Regions from separate parts of the Homo sapiens genome. Here region 1 is linked to region 2. A link is an interaction called in ENCODE POLR2A ChIA-PET data of the cell type or tissue named here. Cell type or tissue: CD4-positive, alpha-beta T cell. All regions are shown on one strand. Each heading gives the region's core, and the rest is flanking DNA. Links, peaks and the distances in the headings are about the cores only. Region 1 has its middle 63 kb from the start of CDR2-DT. Region 2 overlaps CDR2 (cerebellar degeneration related protein 2).

Region 1 (9,647 bases), core at 458-8,457, 80 kb after region 2:
GAAGCTGAGTGCTGTTTTCAGGTGCACAGTAGTCATCTGTAGTTTTTTTTCTAAACAAGAAAACTCCAAATTTGCCTTCTACCTCAACGGACGGCAAATTTAGACAGAAGCCACTTTCTTAGACTTAATAAATACAATTCTTTCCTACATGAGTAAAATAAAGACATCACATTTATTTTAAGAGGCAAGCTGACCAACTTGTACTTAAGTATATTTTCTTAGGAGTTTCTTTGATGCATATTTCAATAAAAATTACCTAAATGGGATGTCACTGCTTACAAAAACAAGATATTTAATTCAGATTCCTGGCATTAATTTATACAAAGAAAAGCAGAGCTTGTATTTACTTACCTTGTGATAAAACCTCATCCTACTAGTTCATACAACATCTTTTAGAAGCATGTAGGATGTAGGTAAACATATATAATGCAACACGTACAACTGTCAGTTTAGAGCTGTGGCTGTTAACCTAAGGAGACTGCAACCCCCACAGAGGACACCTGGCAGTGTCTGGAGACACTTTTAGTTGTCACAGCTGGGGGTGGTCAGGGACTGCTGTTGGCAGCTAGTAGGTGGAGGCTGTTAAACATCCTACAGTGCAGAGGACAGCCCCCGACGATGAAGGATGATGCAGCCCAAATGGCAATCATGCAGGGTTGACAGACCCTGGTTTAGAGGAAGTGACCCACAAAACCATATGAATTATTCATAAACATAAACAGAACAATTTACAATGACTTATAAACACTGTTCTTGGAGACTCTCTTCAACTAAAATACGCTAATCTAGTAAGTTTCAACTGATAGATTTGAATTATAAGTAACTCTTAGAAATTAGCAAAACAATACTGGTCAATTAAGTCTCAAGGCTTCAGGCAGAGTGTAATCTATATAAACTCAAACTTTAGGGTCAGCTGAACCTGGCTTCAGTTTTCTAATCCTGCCAGTAACCATGTGATCTTGGGAAAATGACTTCCCCGTGCTTTGGTGCTGTCTGTAAAGGGAGAATACCTGCCATTTACTGGGCTGTTACAAGGACAACAAAGAGAAGGTGCATCCAACTGAAGCTTTGTACAGGGCGCTGGCACAGCCCAGGGCTCAGCCTCACCTCTGGAGACATCTTCACATTTCAAACCTTCAAAGGCAGAAACCTCTTTCTTAACCTCAAATCCATCTTAAGGGGTTTGTAGGGTTCTCAAGCTCAAATCTATCTTAAGGGGTTTGTAGGGGCCTATGAGCTGCTTGAAATTATTATTAGAAGTTTGAGTGTACATGCAGTTTTCTGAATCCAGTTTTTATAAAAATCTCAAAAAAGTAATGAATCACCATTCTGAAGGGTGACAAGAACACAAGGAAAATCCAGTCCAGCACTCCCACAACACTGACCTTCTTTCAGGTTTCCGCTCAAAAGCTGCTTGTGTCTAAAAACAAAGGTGTAGAACACAGCTTGGCAGGCTGAGTAAAATGGTCCATGGAGAGCAACATTGCAGAATGCCTTTGTTCCCGAATCCTGGTTATTAAGGTATATGTGCAGCCAGTTAACCAAAAGATCTAGGCATGGTTTTACAGTACTAGAGAAAAGAAAAATTCAAGTCAACTTTACACTTCATAAAAAAACCAGAATAACATAAAAACACACAACTGCCTTTCATTACAAACCATGCTAAGTAAGTTCATAGGTTTCTTTAAATAATACCCATGGGTACAGAGGAAAAGCAAAGAAAGGAAGGATAAGGATGGGTGCGTAGGAAGACAACCTTCCAATTACAAGGCAGAGTAGCTCTGACCTTCTAGGAACAGGTGAGCCCCTAAGAACGTCCCAAGGGATGGAAAGCAGGTTCTCCTAACCATCTCAAAGGCACCCCTCTTAGGGTGATTGGCCAAATAGGACATGTTCACCAACACGTCTCAAGAGAAAGACAGTCTGGTGGACTTCAGTATTCCCTGATGCATCCAGTCAAGTCCTATGGTGAATAATTTTGTTCTTGGGGAAGGGATTCAACAGCATCCTTGTCCAAAGATATCTTCATGGGCCACTGAAAGAAACTGGCCTCCTAGATAGGTCTATTACCTTTAAAAGGGTTTTTCTTCAGCTTTAACAGATACAATAGATTTGGAATGCAAATGAAAAAATGACAAACCTACAAAAAGAATCAAAACAGTATACAACACTGTCCTCTATCCACAAAACAAATGGATCTTTAAGTGCAACCACACAAAAGAGATGACAAAAGCCTTACATACAGGGTTTTATATATAAAAAAGGAGACACTTTATTCTAAAATCACCACTTAGAAATATAAACATCTTACACAGAGTAGGAATTTTATTCACTTTAAAAACATGCCAAAAACATATGGGAGATATTTCTGACTTGAGACAATGCTATACTCTTTTTAAAGCATGATATTAAAAAGTACTCGGAAAATTAGGCTACTTACATAAGAGGAATAAATTTAGCTCTTGCCAAAAAGCTTCCAATATAATTTCCAGCAGCCTGCCTGATGATGGCAGGATTACTTGGATCCTGCAATTTTTTCCAAAGATGTTCCAAAAATGCCTCTGCGAATCCCTATAAAAAGAGAGGGCGTCGGTGTGATATTTTTTAATGCCTAAGATAATCTGACTATCAAAATCCCAAGATTTTTACTTCACCAATGTAGGGAAAAGTTCTACTATCTCATAACTATCTCATGCGCTTCATTTTTAAAACACGTTGAGAGAATATCATTAGAAACAAAAGGCACCTCGGGTGTTAAATAATCCAATGGATCCCAAACCTAGCTAAGCATCAAAATCAACCCAGGGCCAGGCACAGTGGCTCACGCCTGTAAATGTAATCCCAGCACTTTGGGAGGCCGAGGCGGGTGGATCACCCAAGGTCAGGAGCTCGAGACCAGACTGGCCAACATGGAGAAACCCTCTCTCTACTAAAAATACAAAAATTAGCCAGGCGTGGTGGCAGGTGCCTGTAATCCCAGCTACTTGGGAGGTTGAGGCAGGAGAATCGCTTGAACCCAGGAGGCAGAGGTTGCAGTGAGCTGAGATCATGCCACTACACTCCAGCCTGGGTGACAGAGTGAGACTCCATCTCAAAAAACAAACAAACAAAAAACAACAAAAAATTCAACCTGGGAGGTACAAATTCAATAGGTTTGTGACAGGGCTTTGGAATCCACATATTATAAAAACTCTTCAAGTGATTCCAATGTCAGCCAGAACTGGTGACCAACAATAATTCACATCCCATGGAGCTCCACATGGGCACTCCTGTGAGTGCAAAGCACCTTCCGGTCTCTGGACACACTGAACTCAACCATGAACAGAAATACGGACTAACGTACAGCTGGTATTTGAGTTAATTATGCCAATCATGGAAAAAAACAGACACAGCTTCTCACCAAAGGGTGTAACTTCCAACTTCTCCTAAATAGCGCTGTTCTAAAGCTAGGCACGCCCATGTGGGCAGACTGAATTCAACCTTCTTTCCCATGACCAACACTCTCCTGACCTCTAGGAAGCCACAAAATCGTTGCAGAGAAGGAAAAGCCTTCTATATTGTTTCCCCCACCAAAAAAAAAAAAAAAAAAGAAGAAGAAGAAGAAGAAGAAAAGACAAAGCCTAAAGTTTTTAAAATCCCGGTGCTTTCCGGGAAGCGTTCGGGAGAAAAGTGTGTGGCCGCACTAGTGGAGATCCCCGCCGACAGGACCCGCCTCTCTCCCCAGGCCCGGCGGGGCCGACCCCGCTTCTCGCTCCCAGCATACCGTGCGATAGCGGCGGCGCGGCCAGCGGAGCCGGGAGGCGGGTTAGCAGTGGCCTTGTGAGCGTGAGGAGCTGCCGCCACCGCCTGCTCCTCGTCGTCCTCGTCCTCCGCGGCCCCGGCGACGTGGGCCGCGCACGGCCCTGGAAGAGACGTCGCCTCCCCTTCATCCACCTCTCTCTCACCGCGCCGCTCCCGCCTCCTCGTCCTGTGCTGCGGGCTCAGGCGGAACCCGGAACGGTCGTCCTCTTCCCCCGCCCGCCGCCGCCTCCTCCTTCTCCTCCTTCTCGGCTTCCTCCTCAGCCCCGGGCCGGAGCGGGGTGTTGGCGGCGGCCGGTTCGGGCGGCGACTCGCGCTTCTCTGGGCGGCGGCGCTTGGCCATGTCGTGTCGGGGAAGGTAATGAGCCGCAGAGCCCCGGGGTCTCGGCTGAGCGGCGGCGGCGGCACCAACGGCACCAACTATTCGCGGAGCTGGAATGACTGGCAACCCAGGTGGGTGACCGGCCCGGGACCCCGCCCCGACCTCCCGGGCTCCGCCTCGGGCGGGCCGAGGCCTAGGCCCTCCACCCCCGGGAGCCGGGCGCAGCTTCCTGGGTCTCCTCCGCCCCGGCTGGGGGAGGAAGGCCGCGGGGAGGCGAGGCCTAAGTGCCTCTCCCCTCCCTGCTTGTTCAGCCCGGGGCTGAAGCCGAGACCCGGGGCTCCCGGCGGTGGCACTGGCCTAGGGTCGGGACCAGGAGGTGAGAAAGAGGCGGGGGTGGGGGGGCGGGGGGCATTCCACTTACCGCTTCCCCCTGACCCCGAGTTGGGAGATCCTGAGAGTCCAGGACCCTCCCTGTTACTCATTCACTTTCTCGGTTCCCCAGTCTTTCAGCCGCCACGTGAGAGCTCTTCTAACCTCTGTTCCTTTCTGTGACCCCCACGTGGTAATATTGAAAAAACCAAAACAAAACTCCAGCTAAGGCATTGCTCTGACTTTAGGCAGAACATTCATTAGTGGAGCGTGAGATGAGATTGTGTGACTGTTGATGGGATCGACCTACTCTGGTCTTGGGCGATGGAAGTTTTCCCTAAGTGCAAGGCCGGTTACTCTGGTGAATCGTAATTCATACCTGGACACTTGAGTGAACTCTGGGCACCCACTTAGAAGTCTAGAGAATTTCCTCTTTTATGGAGGATTTGATGTCAGACCGTTTTGGGGCTTAGTTAGATTTGAATATATTAGGAACATTAACTTTTTAAATAAATGTAATTTCCTGTCTTTTTGATCAATGGGGGGAGGGCAGCTGTGCCTAATTTAGGATTGATTTATTCTAACCTCTCTTACTAAATAAATGCTTGTATTCAGAGTCTGTTTGGAATTTAACCCAATGCTTAGAACTCCTTAAATATACAGAAATATATTTTAGGGGTAATTGATTCATGGAACTCTCCTACTTTGGAGCACAATTGTATTATAATTGTCCGGAAACTGGCCAGATAATGTAGAACGCACAAGTTGTTGAGAAGCCCTTTTGTTTCCTGATAGTTACATGTAATTCCAGCAGTATTTGGAAATAATTTGCTAAGATGTTAGAATGTAACATTTGAAGACTTGTTAGAAAAATCAATAAAATTATCTTTGGCTAATGGGTAGTACACATCTTAGTCTGTTTAATATGCCTTTCCAAAAAAAACTGTGTCTGTTGAGAATTGGTGTATATAACTACATGACTTTAATAATTAGTGCCTGAGTCTAGAATTGAGATGTTTAGTCGTAAAAAAAAATATTGTTCGATAAACAGCGTTGACTTGTCTTGTACCACTTAAGAGTTTGTGAGTGCTTTAAATAAAATTAGTTGATTAAGTATTTTTTTCCTATGATTGACATGCTTAGTTTTGCCTTTTTATTGAAATGTGTAAAATTTGGTTTTCTGGCATCTTAACAAATTAGGTGGTAAATGAATGACAATGGATTTTCTATTATTTTTCAGTATTGTGATCAGTATAAGTATATAAGAGAATTTAGTAACCTTTTAGAAGAATAAAGTGCCCTTCCCAAATAGTCCTACAGCTTTTGGAAAAGTGTAAATTGTAGTTTGTAGTTCTAAATAAATAGAGAAGAGTCGCAGCCACGTGCTAGGGCCAGCTGACTTCATTGCTGACAGGTATGAAGCCAAATGGCTTATGTAGTTATGGAATATGTACATGAGCTATTAATAAATATTATCCATGTTGTTTCTTTCAAGTGCTTTATTTCTTGGCTCTGGGGAGGGGCGATGGGGGAAGGGAGGAGCTTACAAGAAAGCTTGCAAGGTTTCTTTGAAGCTGTGCTTTTTGTAGGAAAGTTTCAGGATGTAACGCCTTGGTAGACGATACTGTGATACATTTGGTTACAGGCAGTAACAGTTTGTTAGGATGTTGGAAAAATTTGATTTTCTCCTGTTGTAGAGGGAACAGGGAAGTGTGGACATACCCCATAGCATAACTTGATTTGTTGCTAAGATTGTCATAGCTGATTTGTTAGTCAATAAAAATACCTGGGGTGTTTGCCAAGTCATAAATTTTTATTAGTTAAATTTGAGGTGATTCTGTCCCCTATTCAGAAAGATGACAGACTCCAGGTAACTGACGGAACAGATCTTGATCTTGCTTCTTGCTTAAATGAAGGTTTAGAACATCTTCAGATGCAGGCACATTTATTATTGTTCATCTGAATAATTTTGGTGAAAATTTTTTTGCCTCTTATGTACCATTTTGTCCCTGGTGTTTTGGTTCTGTTTTCCTTGATGTAGGCTTTTTTTTTTTTTTTTTTTTTGTCTTCCTGAGATGGAGTCTTGCTCTGTCTCCCAGGCTGGAGTGCAGTGGTGTAATCTCAACTCACTGCAGCCCCTGCCTCCCGGTTACAGGGAAAAATTCTCCTGCCTCAGCCTCCTGAGTAGCTGGGATTACAGGCGTCCAGCTAATTTTTGTATTTTTAGTAGAGACGAGATTCCACCATGTTGGCCGGCCTGTTCTTGGACTCCTGACTCAGGTGATCCGCCTGCTTTGGCCTCCCAAAGTGCTGGGATTACAGGTGTAAGTCATCGCACTCAGCCGATTTAGGCTTTTGAAAAAGCAATACTTGTTGATTTCTTTTAGTGTTAGTTTGCCAGTTGGTGTGGAAAATGACTGTTGAGACAATTTTGACCACACATGATACTTCACACATACTGACAGGAAGTGTTCCAGGTGGCTGAATATGTGAATGTCATATGGCAAGAGAGCAAACCCGTGTTCCATAGAAGCATACCTCCAACAGTAAGCATTTATATGGCACTGGCTTATAGTCTTCCTTTTCATTCACTGTGCTCTCAGTCAACTCTTCTGTCAATTTTTTTGAGACGGTCTTGCTGTGTCACCCAGGCTGGAGTGCAGCGGCACAGATACTTGGCTTACTGCAGTCTCGACCTCCCAGGCTCAAGCCTCCTGCCTCAGCATCCACAAGTAGCTGGGGCTACAGGCGCTTGCCAACAGCCCGGCTCATTTTTGTATTTTTTGTAGAGATGGGGTTTTCACCACGTTGCCCAGGCTGGTCTTGAACCCCTGAACGCAAGCAATCTGCCCACCTTCAGCCTCCCAAAGTGTTGAGATTACAGGTGTGAGCCACTGCACCCGACATTTAAGAATGGTTAAGCAGGCCGGGGGCAGTGGCTCACGCCTGTAATCCCAGCACTTTGGGAGGCTGAGGTGGGTGGATCACCTGAGGTCAGGAGTTCGAGACCAGCCTGGCCAACCGACATGGTGAAACCCCTGTCTCTACTAAAAAAAAATAAATAAATAAATTAGCGGGATGTGGTGGTGCATGCCTGTAATCCCAGTTACTCGGGAGGCTGAGGCAGGAGAATCACTTGAACCTGAGAGGCAGAGGTTGTAGTGAGCGACATCACACCACTGCACTCCAGCCTGGGCAGCAGAGCAAGACTCCTTCTCAAAAAAAATAAAAAGTTAAAAAAAGAATGGTTAAACAAATGAGTGTCTTAGGTCAGTTGTATTATTTGAAATCTGTGGGTTCCTCAAGCGTAAAGTTGAGAAGGTTTTGGGAACCACTGGATGCCTCTGGTTTTTTTCATATGAAGAAACAGGGGTGGTGGCTTCTTAGAACAAAGGGATATCTGACCTATGGAGGTGGCCCTCTTTACTCCTCTTCCCTAAAAAAATGACCTATCATTGCCAATAGCTAAAGTCTGTCATTTTTTCCACCTTAGTTTGGAAGATAATCTTCTAGTATCAATCAAGACAGAGATCAGAATGATGTGTTTTAAAATTAAATGTGTAATTCATAATTGTACATTTTAATATTCTAAAGTGACATTGATTAATTTGACATTGGAGTCAAATAGATTGATTAATTCAACAAAGAAGAGAAGGCGTTCAAGTCAACAGAAAACAAGTAGATTTTACTTCTCCACTCGGGGTATTAGGACATTAATTGTGTAATTGGTCTTACTTGTTTAGTAGTAGATCTATATTGAGTGTCTTACTGTGCCCAAACTTAGGATCTTTCTATATTTCTAAAAGGATGAAACTGTATAATAAAAACACCTTCCAATTTTGGTAGATTGTAGACAGATCAGAGTATTCAAAAGTACACACATCTTCTCTATTGTGAAAGACCAAAAAATGGAAATGTGTTGTGAAATTAGAAAAGCTGTATACTAGTATGTCTGATGTTGTGAGAAGCTGGATTTTTGAAACCAGAGTTGTCTATTCAGCCTTTTATCAGTCTGTACTAAGTTTGATGTCCATAGGTACATAATATAGGGAGATACATAAAGGATAAAATTAAGTGAAGTTACATATTTTATACCTATTAGGTAGGTGCAAAAGTAATTGCGGTTTTGGCAAAAACCGCAGTTACTTCCACACCAGTCTAATATTAAATGGAACTAGAGTCAAATAGAATTTAGCGATTGCCAGTTCTGTTCCACAGATTTCAAAGTACACTAAGGAAAATTTCAGCAAATTGTGTATGGCTGTTTTACTTGGGGGAGAGTAAAACAGCCATAATAAACTAAAAAATAAAAATTAAAACTAAAGGAACATTTGTTTTTATGTTTTTCTTTTCTTTTCTTTCCTCTTTTTTGAGATATGCTCTTGCTCTGTTGCCCAGGCTGGAGTGCAGTGGTGCAATCACTGCTCACTGCAGCCTTGACTTCCTGGGCTCTGGGAATCCTCCCGCCTTAGCCTCCTGAGTAGCTGGGACCACAGGTGCATACCACCACACCTGGCTAATTTATTTTTCCTCTCTCTCTCTCTTTTTTTTTTGAGACAGAGCTTTACTTTGTCGCCCAGGCTGGAGTATAGTGGCACAATCTCAGCTCACTTGCAACCTCCGCCTCCTGGTTCAAGTGATTCTCCTGTCTCAGCCTCCCAAGTAGCTGGGAATACAGGTGCATGCCACTATGCCCGGCTAATTTTTGTGTTTTTAGTGGAGATGGGATTTCACCATGTTGGCCAGGCTGGTCTTGAACTGCTGACCTCAGGTGATCCACCCGCTTCGGCCTCCCAAAGTGCTGGGATTACAGGCGTGAGCCACCACGCCTGGCTTCCTCTCTCTTTTTCTGAAACAGAGTCTCGCTCCATTGCCCAGGTTGGAGTGCAGTGGAACCATCTCAGCTCACTGCAGCCTCCACCTCCCAGGCTCAATAAGTCCTCCTACCTCACCCTCCCAATAGCTGGGACCACAGGTGCATGTTACCACCCCCAGCTACTTTATTTTTTTTTTGTTTTCTGTAGAGACGGGGTTTTGCCATGCTGCCTGGGCTGGTCTTGAATACCTAGGCTCAAGTGATCCTTCCTCCTTGGCCTCCCAAAGTGCCAGGATTACAGGTGTGACCCACCATGCTTGGCACGCTAATTTTTTATTTTTA
Region 2 (9,647 bases), core at 669-8,668:
TCCTGCCCTCGGGCTAGTAATTCCATAGTAGGTTCTTGTCATTGATGGGAACATGTTCAATCTCTTAGGAATTGATGAGATTCCACAGGAGCGGAAAAAAGGCTTAGAATCACAAGAATATATATATAATAGCTGCAGAAATGTTTCAAGCTTCTTTATATCAAGTATAAATTATCAAGTATTCTTTAGGACTCAGAACTACCTTTAAAAAGGCTAATGCATAAGCCAGACATTAATTTATTAATATACAACAGGAACTGTTCCTGCCCAGTGACAAGAATATTCACATCCTCTATTAGGACACAGCTGCCCCACAAAGGGCATGTGAAAGGCCGATTCATGAATGAGAGTCTCTGGTAGACATGGGATCAGAGGAGTCTGATGGGAGGCAGTGGTATAGTAGCTAAGAGCACAGGCTTTGGAGTCAGAACCTGGTTTGAGGTCTTGCTTTGCTGTTTAGAACTGGGTAACCTACAGCAAGCACATTTTTCTAATGTGAGTTCTCCTCATCAACTACTTCATAAGGCTGTAAAGATAAATATGTGTGTGGGAGAGACTGGACTATGTCACCCCAAAGCATGCGTCTTTGGCATAAAAAGGTTCCTGCCTCCTCCCTCTCTACCAGGGAGAACAAAGGTTAACCACTAACAACTTTAGACCTTTATGGGCCAGAAGACAGCACCAGAGGAATCCACACTAACAAGCTTTGCTAACGGGCCTTTATCACCACTTACTTGCCTTCCCACAAGTTCTGCCCCTAGACAAAGTTCTTCCCCTTTGTCTTGTCACTTCTCTAAAAAATTACCATTCTTTGTTGAAGATACTACATAAGCTGGAATTCAAAGCCACCTCTGAGAATGACTCATCCCCTGGGTATCTCCCACACATATAAATGAAATAGATATGTTAGTAAGCTTGTTTTTCTCTTGTTAATCTGTCTTTTGTTGCAGGGGTCCTTTCCAACTAAGCACTCATGAAGGTTGAGGAAAAAAATATTTTTCCTCCCTGACATATACAAATATATAATTTACAAAAACGTTAATATATGTAGAGAGCTCAGCATGAGATCTGGCAGATGGTAAATTGCTCAATAAGGAGAAGCTACTGTCATCTTTATTTAAAGCTACAGTTTTCAAACTTTACATGTGCTAAGATTCACCTGGAAGAAGATTTATTAAAGTGTAAGAACCTGGGTCCCTTCCCCTCAAACGGCTGAGACTGGAGTAGAGCCAGGATTCTGCATTTTTAGCAACAAACCCAGGTGATATTAGTACAGGCAGTCCAGAGATCACACTTAGAGAAATGTTGATCTTGGACATGGAAAATCCTGGACGTCCCCTGCCCTGACCAATGTCCTTTTCTCTTGGGTCTAGGAGACACAGGCATTCACTGGATCAATGATGACTCTTCAGCTTAATGCTCACCGTCTCCCTGCATAGGGCTCAGCTTAGATGCAGTTATCCACTAAGATTAGGTTATATTTTAACTGTACCACAGCAGCATTCATCATCATAACGCTTCACTTTGGTATGTTCTTAACAATCATTAATTCCCTGAAATTACAAACTAGTTACCTTAACCTTGCTTGAGTGATCCTTCCTAACTTCTCAGTCCAAACAAATACTGAATTTCTACAGATGGCTAATCTTATCCACTGCATTTTAAAACTTTCTATTGTGGACCAGGTGTGGTGGCTCATGCCTGTAATCCCAGCACTTTGGGAGGCCAAGGCGGGTGGATCACTTGAGGACAGGAGTTCGAGACCAGCCTGGCCAACATGGTGAAACTCCATCTCTACTTAAAAAAAAAAAAAAAAAATTAGTTAGGCATGGTGGCACACGCCTGTAGTCCCAGCTACTTGGGAGGCTGAGGCATGAGAATCACTTGAACCCAGGAGGCAAAGGTTGCAGTGAGATAAGATCACACCATTGCACTCCAGCCTGGGCGACAGAGTGAGACTATGTCTAAAAATAAATAAATAAATAAAACTTTCTATTGTGGATAATCTCAAACATATATACATGCAGAGAAATGGTTTAATGAACTCCCACGTACCCATCAACCAGTTTCAACAATTATCAACATACAGCCAATCTTATTTCATCTCTACTCTCCTACTTTCCTCGTCCTCCAATCATTTTAAAGCTAATCCAAGGCATCTCAAGTATACATCTTCATACATTTCTAGGACGTTTTATTTTAACCACAATTCCTAAGGGAAAAAAACTCAATAATTCCTTAACATCTATTACGTTTCAGCATTAATATTTTCCCAATTGTCTCAAGTGGTTTTTCCAGCTTCATTTGTTAGCTATTGATTTTTTTAAAATTTCACACTTAGGGGAGATATCTTTGCCTTTTTTGGAGTTGCCCCACTGCAAGGCAAGTGCCTCCCTCCTCTAATGCCTTTACGATCCCCTATCCGGGGGGATGCAGTTCTCCTGGCTGCTCCACCTAAGCCAGCAGTTCTTAGCCTGGGGTCCATGGATAGACTTTAGAGGGTCTGTGAACATGGATGAATTTAAAGGGTCTGAACAGCTACATCTTCATTTTTGTTAACTTCTAAATGAAATTTGACATTTCTTTCAAGTACTAATAGATCTGTTAAAATTTATAGGAGACCACTGGTTTGGACTGAGTCCCTGCCCTAGGCCCAACAAACCAAACCAAAATGGAGTCACTTGTGCTAAAGTTCCATGTCAGCAAGCCAAAGCAAAGTTGTTCATCTGACTTCTGAGAAATTAGAAGAGATAATAGCCAAGCCCCCAAACATGCCAGTTTTAGCCAGCATAAGGGACTTCCCTCTGCTTTAACCTTTACAAATAAATTAACTTTGAAACCACCCATTTTTTGTTTTCTGTTTCTGCTTTCCTCAGCCCCTGTCTATAAAACCAACTTCCTCTGCTCAGCTCATTGAAACCCTCATTCTCTAAGAATGAGGTGTTGCCCAACTTTAGAATCTCAAATAAAAGCTAATTAAGATCTTTATACTATGTTTGTCGTAATTTTTTCTTTTGACAGAGGCAATAAACCACTAGTAGTATTAGGTTTATCTGTGACTTCATCATCAACAGAAATCACAGGTATTTTCATATTGCACTATAGTTGCAGAAATCTTGATTTACTGCCTACATTCATCACTATTTGAAATCATGGTAGTTTCTAGATCTTGTTATTAAATATGTTAATACGTATCTATATTACATCACAAATTTACTTTTTTCAATATTTGACAGGTATTTCATTCTAACAGGTTTCCTTTGTAATTCAATGAATTTTAAGAGGATTATCCTAGATCTCATTAGATAATCAAAGGGATCCATGGCACCAAAGAAAGATTATAAATTCCAGTTATCCTTCTGGCCTCATTTCAAACATAACCTCTTCAGAAGCCTTTTAAGACCACTTTGGCCAGGTGCTGTGGCTCATGGCTGTAATCCCAGCACTCTGGGAGGCCGAGGTGGGCAGATCACTTGAGGTCAGGAGTTCGAGACCAGCCTGGCCAACATGGCAAAACCCCGTCTCTACTAAAAATACAAAAATTTGCTGGGTGTGGTGGCTCATGCCTATAATCCCAGCACTTTGGGAGGCCGAGGCAGGTGGATCACCTGAGGTCAGGAGTTTGAGACCAGCCTGGCCAACATGGTGAAACCCCATCTCTACTAAAAATACAAAAATTCGCCGGGCATGATGGCAGGTGCCTGTAATCCCAGCTACTCAGGAGGCTGAGGCAGGAGAATCACTTGAACCCAGGAGGTGGAGGTTGCAGTGGGCCGAGATCACGCCACTGCACTCCAGCCTGGGGGACAAGAGCAAGACTTTGTCTAAAAAATAAAATAAAATAAATAAAAATACAAAAATTATCCAGGCAAGGTAGTGTATGCCTGTAATCCCAGCTACTCTACTGGGGAGGCTGAAGCAGGAGAATTGTTTGAACCTGCGAGGCAGAAGTTGCAGTGAGCCAAGATCATGCCACTGCACTCCAACCTCAGCAACAGAACAAGACTCCATCTCAAAAAAAAAAAAGAAAAAAAAAAAAAAAAAAGAAGACCACCTTAAAGCAGGTCTAAAGCGGCAGCATTCCCAAGGTACCCTAAATTGATTTCTCTCAAAACAATACAATAATATTCAATTTTTTGTTGTTGTTGAGATGGAGTCTCACTCTGTTGCCCAGGCTGGAGGCACGATCTCAGCTCACTGCAATCTTGGTCTCCCAGGTTCAAGTGATTCTGCTGCCTCAGCCTCCTGAGTAGCTGGGATTACAGGCTTGCACCACCACACCAGGCTAATTTTTGTATTTTTATTAGAGACTGGGTTTCACCATGTTGGCCGGGCTGGTCTTGAACTCCTGACCTCAGGAGATCCACCTGACTCGGCCTGCCAAAGTGAAGGGATTACAGGCATGAGCCACCGTGCCAGGCCAGTACTGTAGTCTTCTAAGAATGGAAGGCTCTTGTGTATCTAGTCCATTCCTGACACACAGTAGGGGACAAAAAAATACTGGCGAACTGGCAGTTTCTAGACTTTTCTTCACAACAGCTTATTGTGCTTGGCATGACTCAGACTGTGAGATGTCAAGGGGGATTTAACTGAAAGGTTTTGAGAAGGGCTTTGGCTTTAGCCCTCTTGGGAAAACAGCCTATTAACCATGAATTCTCTCCCCGCTTTTCCATTTATAGATTATTTCTCTGTATTTATTCCCATGGCAGCAATTGCCCCGGTAATCTGAGGGGGAGACTTTTACAGTTCCTACCAGATACCAGATGGGTCTCAAGTTGTTGTTCTCTTACAGATAGGATGTTCAAGTTAGAGTTGTGGCCAACATACAGGAAACAAGTCAATATGCAAATAAGTACAAACAGGCCATTTAAGAAACTATAGAAAGTTCCTTGTTTGATATATAAAAACCTGTGATACCTGTGATAACAACATAATGAAACCATTTAAGAACTTGTGATATTTTGGTTTTAGATGACTTGGCTTTAACAACAATCTAAAGAATGTCAAGGAGCTTGTTTTCACATGGTAGGAGCTTAATCTTATTATATAAAACCAAAATTAATCAGAAAAGCCCTTCACTTCTCCAAGATTCAGTTATAGGGGACCTACAGAAGAGTCTGACAAAACCAGTCAGCAACTTAAAGAAAAATGATGAGCTCTCTAAGTACGTACTGATGTAAGGCCAGACATCTAGGTCTATGGAGTCAGTGCTTCATTTTTTTTCTGAATCTAGAAGGAAATGGGTTAGCTTATTTCCTACCTCTCATCTCAAGGTACAGACATGCTGCTGACATGCTGGTTTTCTCTTTGATACACAGCCTCCAATGAATCTGACTGCCATAGTAAACAGGAAAGGGAGACATTTAAAGCAAAACAGTGGGGGAAGGGGGTCATGGGGTAGCAGAAATGTGGGCAAAAATGTCAACTTATAGCAAAATGCCTTGGGTTTATCTCACTGTCTAGGAATTTGCACAGACTGTCACCTCAACTATGAGTACAAGGTTCCAGTTATGCACAAAAGCTACAAACAGGCCACCTTTACAATTAAGGTAAATCTTTAAAAAACAAAGGCCAGCAGAATTACATAAATACCTATTTGCAATTGTGGAATCCTAACCTGGAACGCAGGGAAAGATAGAAACAAACGACCCCAAGTAAAAATGCATAGAAATGGAGTGGAAATCTGGCTTGTAAGCAGTGTTGGGATTATCCTGAAATTAAGGATTACAGCCTAAATCCTCTGAATTTACTATCAAAATGAACTTCCACAATAATAAAGAAATATTTCCTATTACTTTTGAAAAATCTCTTTCCCCTGATGAAATATATTTCCCCTGTAGAAATTTGGTGGCGGGAGGCATGAACATGAAAATAGAAACCACCTATAATCCCATTATTAAAATTGTGGGATTAGATTGTTTTTAAAGTCTATTTCCAGTAATTCTGGAAGATTTATTTTTTCAGAATTTAAGTTCTTTCATGACTATAGTTAACAATATCTTATTGTATACTTCAAAATAGCTAGAAAAGATACGCAATATTCCCAACACAAAGAAATGATAAATGTTGGAGGTCATGGTTATCTCAGTTTAGATTTCATCATTACACATTGTATGCTTGTATCAAAACGTCACAGGCGCCCCAGATATATGTAAAGCTGTTATATATCCATACAAATTTTTAAAGACTTTTTTCACTACTAAAATTCTTTTTTTTTTTGAGACGGAGTCTCGCTTTTTTGCTCAGGCTGGACTGCAGTGGCGCAATCTTGGCTCACTGCAACCTCCACCTCCCGGGTTCAAGCAATTCTCTGCCTCAGCCTCCTGAGTAGCTGGGATTACAGGCGCCCGCCACCACGCCCAGCTAATTTTTCTATTTTTAGCAGAGATGGGGTTTCGCCATCTTGGCCAGGCTTATCTTGAACTCCTGACCTCGTGATCTACCTGCCTCAGCCTCCCAAAGTGCTGGGATTACAGGAGTGAGCCACCGCCACCGGCTCACTACTAAAATTCTTAAAACATTGGTAAACTATGCAACGATTTATACCGTTCAAAATATATATGCTTCCATAATCTCATCCCCTCAGAAAAATCCTATACCAAAGTAACAATTTATACTGTTCAAAATATATATGCCTCCATAATCTCATCCCCTCAGAAAACTCCTACACCAAAGCAGTGTAAGCATTATCACCATTCCATAACGGAGCAAAGAGAATCTGAGGGGTAATTCATATGTCTAAATTCTCTAGCTATTTGCAATTAAAATTGAGGGTTTAAACCTGAATCTCCTAAAACAGAGGCCAGAGCCCCTTCTGCCTGCCTTAAAAATCTCCAGAGGTGGAAACCCAAAGTTTAGGAGTTATTAGAAGAGCTTTGTAAGCTGTTTCTCCTCTGTTAAAATACTGATTTCAACAAAGTATTGATTACCTAGTATGTGTGAAAGACCATGAATAAACACAACAGTGCTCACTGTTGCAATGGGAAATAAGGGGAAAGGAAAATAAAGCAAATCAATTAAGTATCATATGCAGTAGAATATTGATACATGCAGTAAAAGCAGCACAAAATATTTTTCCATTTCCAAAGAGGGCATGAACTCTTGAAAGAAGGGATGCCTTGAAGGCCAGACTACTTTGAGTGCTAGGCACAACTCCTGTAGGGGATAATGCAGGTGTCTAAGCAGGGAAGTAACCAAAACACAAGGCTGTAGGCTGCTTACACGGTTGTAGCAAAGTGTAAATGAATCCAATGGTGTCTGATCTCATTACTCTCCCAAGTAAGAGTTCTCTCCTCCCCTCCTTCCACCCAGAACAGAAAAAACTTGCTCTGGATTCTTAAAAAATTATCTAAGTTTTTCAAATTAGCACTGAAAAAAAGTAAGACAGGCTACAGGCTTCTCTGAAGCCAGTTTAACCATTATTTTGAATAGTTTAATCTTTTTTCGTTTTCACATAAAAGGAAATTTTTGTTTTTTTCGTTTTTACATTAAAAATGATGCCTACCAAAAATACTGATCAATTTTTAGGAGGATTGTTTGAAACCCTCCAAGAGTCTTTGAAAGAATATTTGTGGTTCTACTTACAAAATACCCTTTGGCAGTGTCCAAGTTGTCTATTTCCATAATAAGTCAGAATCTTAGGGATCTTGTCCTAGTATTTTCACCAGTTCTCTGCACTATTTTTCATTCGCTCAGATGAGTTTGTTCCCAGACCATTCTTCTGGACTGTCTCATTTTAAATTTCACTGGTGGTGGGATAGGAGCTGACTTTTTGTTCTTCAACTATATATTTTTCTGAATTAAAAAAATGATCTTTTTTTTTTTTTTTTTTTTTTTTTTTTGAGACGGAGTTTCACTCTTTCGCCCAGACTGGAGTGAAGTGGCAGGATCTCGGCTCACTGTGACCTCCGCCCTGCAGGTTCAAGGGATTCTCCTGCCTCAGCCTCCCGAGTAGCTGGGATTACAGGGATGCACCACCATGCCCAGCTACTTTTTGTATTTTTAGTAGAGACAGGGTTTCGCCATGTTGGCCAGGCTGGTCTCGAACTCCTGACCTCAGTGATCCATCCGCCTCAGCCTCCCAAAGTGCTAGGATTACAGGCGTGAGCCACTGCGCCAAGCTGTGTATTACTTTGTAATCTAATTCCCAATAAACATTCTAAACAGTTACTTTAAAACTTGTACAAGTGATTCCATTCACGTAAAGGTCAAAAACAAGCTAAACTTAGGATGCTAGCTCACCGGGTGGTGACCAGATGAGCTGATAATGCTCTCAACTCCTTATCTAGGAATAGGTTGCATGGGCATGTTTACTTTATGAAAATTCATCAAACTATACACTTAGGATTTATGCCCTTTTCTGTAATGTAGATTTCAATAAAAAGTTTAAGGGAAGGAGAAACACGTTGAAAAGGCTCAAATTAAGGAGAGGGCCCTTATAAAGTTTAGGGGGCCTCCTGAAGGTTGCAATAAGAGGAACATATGCAAGGGTCATTGTTTAGCAAGGAAGTAGGCTCTTTAGCTGCCTGGTTACTTTTACAAGAGCACATGGCATTCTTTTAGGCTATTAGAGAGACCTCAGAAATCTACATCGTGATCTCTACATCTGCCCAGGCACAGTTGTGATGGAGCAGGCAGCAAGGACAGTCTGTGGGAATCCCCTGGCTGGTAAGTGGGCTTAGCCATTACTGCCATCTCATCTCCCCTACTGAGACTGGAAACTTACTTTCATGAAGCAACTTATAAAAGGAAAGAAAAAAGAAAGTCAACTGTAATGGTGGTGAAGAAACCTAAGAGAGTAATTATTCTTAGCCAAAAACAGCTTTGGATAAAGAGTAAAATACTGCATTGTGCAATGCTCAGATCTAGGAACCAGTGGACTACATATTACAGGAACAAGAGACTCATGAATATGTTTCCCGAAATATTCCAAGCTAAATCTCCTGAATAGTTTTATACATGAATTTTATACTTTTTTTTTTTTTTTTTTTTTTGAGATGGAGTCTCGCTCTGTCACCCAGGCTGGAGTGCAGTGGCACGATCTCGGCTCACTGCAAGCTCCGCCTCCCGGGTTCACGCCAATCTCCTGCCTCAGCCTCCCAAGTAGCTGGGACTACAGGCGCCCGCCACCACGCCCGGCTAATTTTTTGTGTTTTTACTAGAGACGGGGTTTCACCACGTTAGCCAGGATGGTCTCGATTTCCTGACCTCGTGATCCACCCGCCTTGGCCTACCAAAGTGCTAGGATTACAGGCGTGAGCCACCGCACCCGGCTGAATTTTATACCTATTTAATCATGAAGGTCTGAACTGGATTATTTCATTTCCATGACGCTTTGCAATATCTTATGGATAATATTAGATAATAAAGTGTTATTTGTAGATTTAGAGAATCTCAGATATCTTTGGATACTTTCAGAATACCAATGATCTAGCTTAAATGTTTAATCATCCTCGATACCACAGAAAACAAAGCAGTTGTTTGTAATCTCCTATGCTAATCAATAGGCATCATTCTCCCAACTTACAAATATTTACACTTCTTTCAGCTACACTTGAAAGATATGCTAAAATAAGTACCAGTTATAGTGTTTTATAAATGCTCTAACAGGAAACATCAATACAATTTATTAACTATTAGCAATAATC

The links. Peaks named below come from ENCODE experiments on the same cell type or tissue, not always from the same donor. Only the 100,000 strongest peaks of a DNase experiment are listed, where the experiment ranks them.
Region 1: POLR2A ChIA-PET joins it to region 2 with 10 read pairs; 12 of 35 experiments call an interaction of 5 or more read pairs at or near these places.

Annotation. Positions count from the first base shown.
Region 1 is chr16:22,433,242-22,442,888 of GRCh38, forward strand. It overlaps the pseudogene RRN3P3 and the pseudogene SMG1P1. Among named protein-coding and RNA genes, the nearest start is that of CDR2-DT, 63 kb to the left of the region's middle. RefSeq lists a silencer at 3,978-4,477. In CD4-positive, alpha-beta T cell, for the core only: no CTCF peak of the experiment used is centred there; DNase peaks (open chromatin) are centred at 3,800 and 4,283; H3K4me3 peaks cover 1,364 bases; H3K27ac peaks cover 569 bases.
Region 2 is chr16:22,352,927-22,362,573 of GRCh38, forward strand. The region is part of intron 2 of CDR2 (cerebellar degeneration related protein 2); the gene reads right to left. Among named protein-coding and RNA genes, the nearest start is that of CDR2, 17 kb to the right of the region's middle. RefSeq lists an enhancer at 4,345-4,424 and a silencer at 5,295-5,364. In CD4-positive, alpha-beta T cell, for the core only: no CTCF peak of the experiment used is centred there; DNase peaks (open chromatin) are centred at 785, 4,525, 4,805 and 5,305; H3K4me3 peaks cover 909 bases; H3K27ac peaks cover 5,664 bases.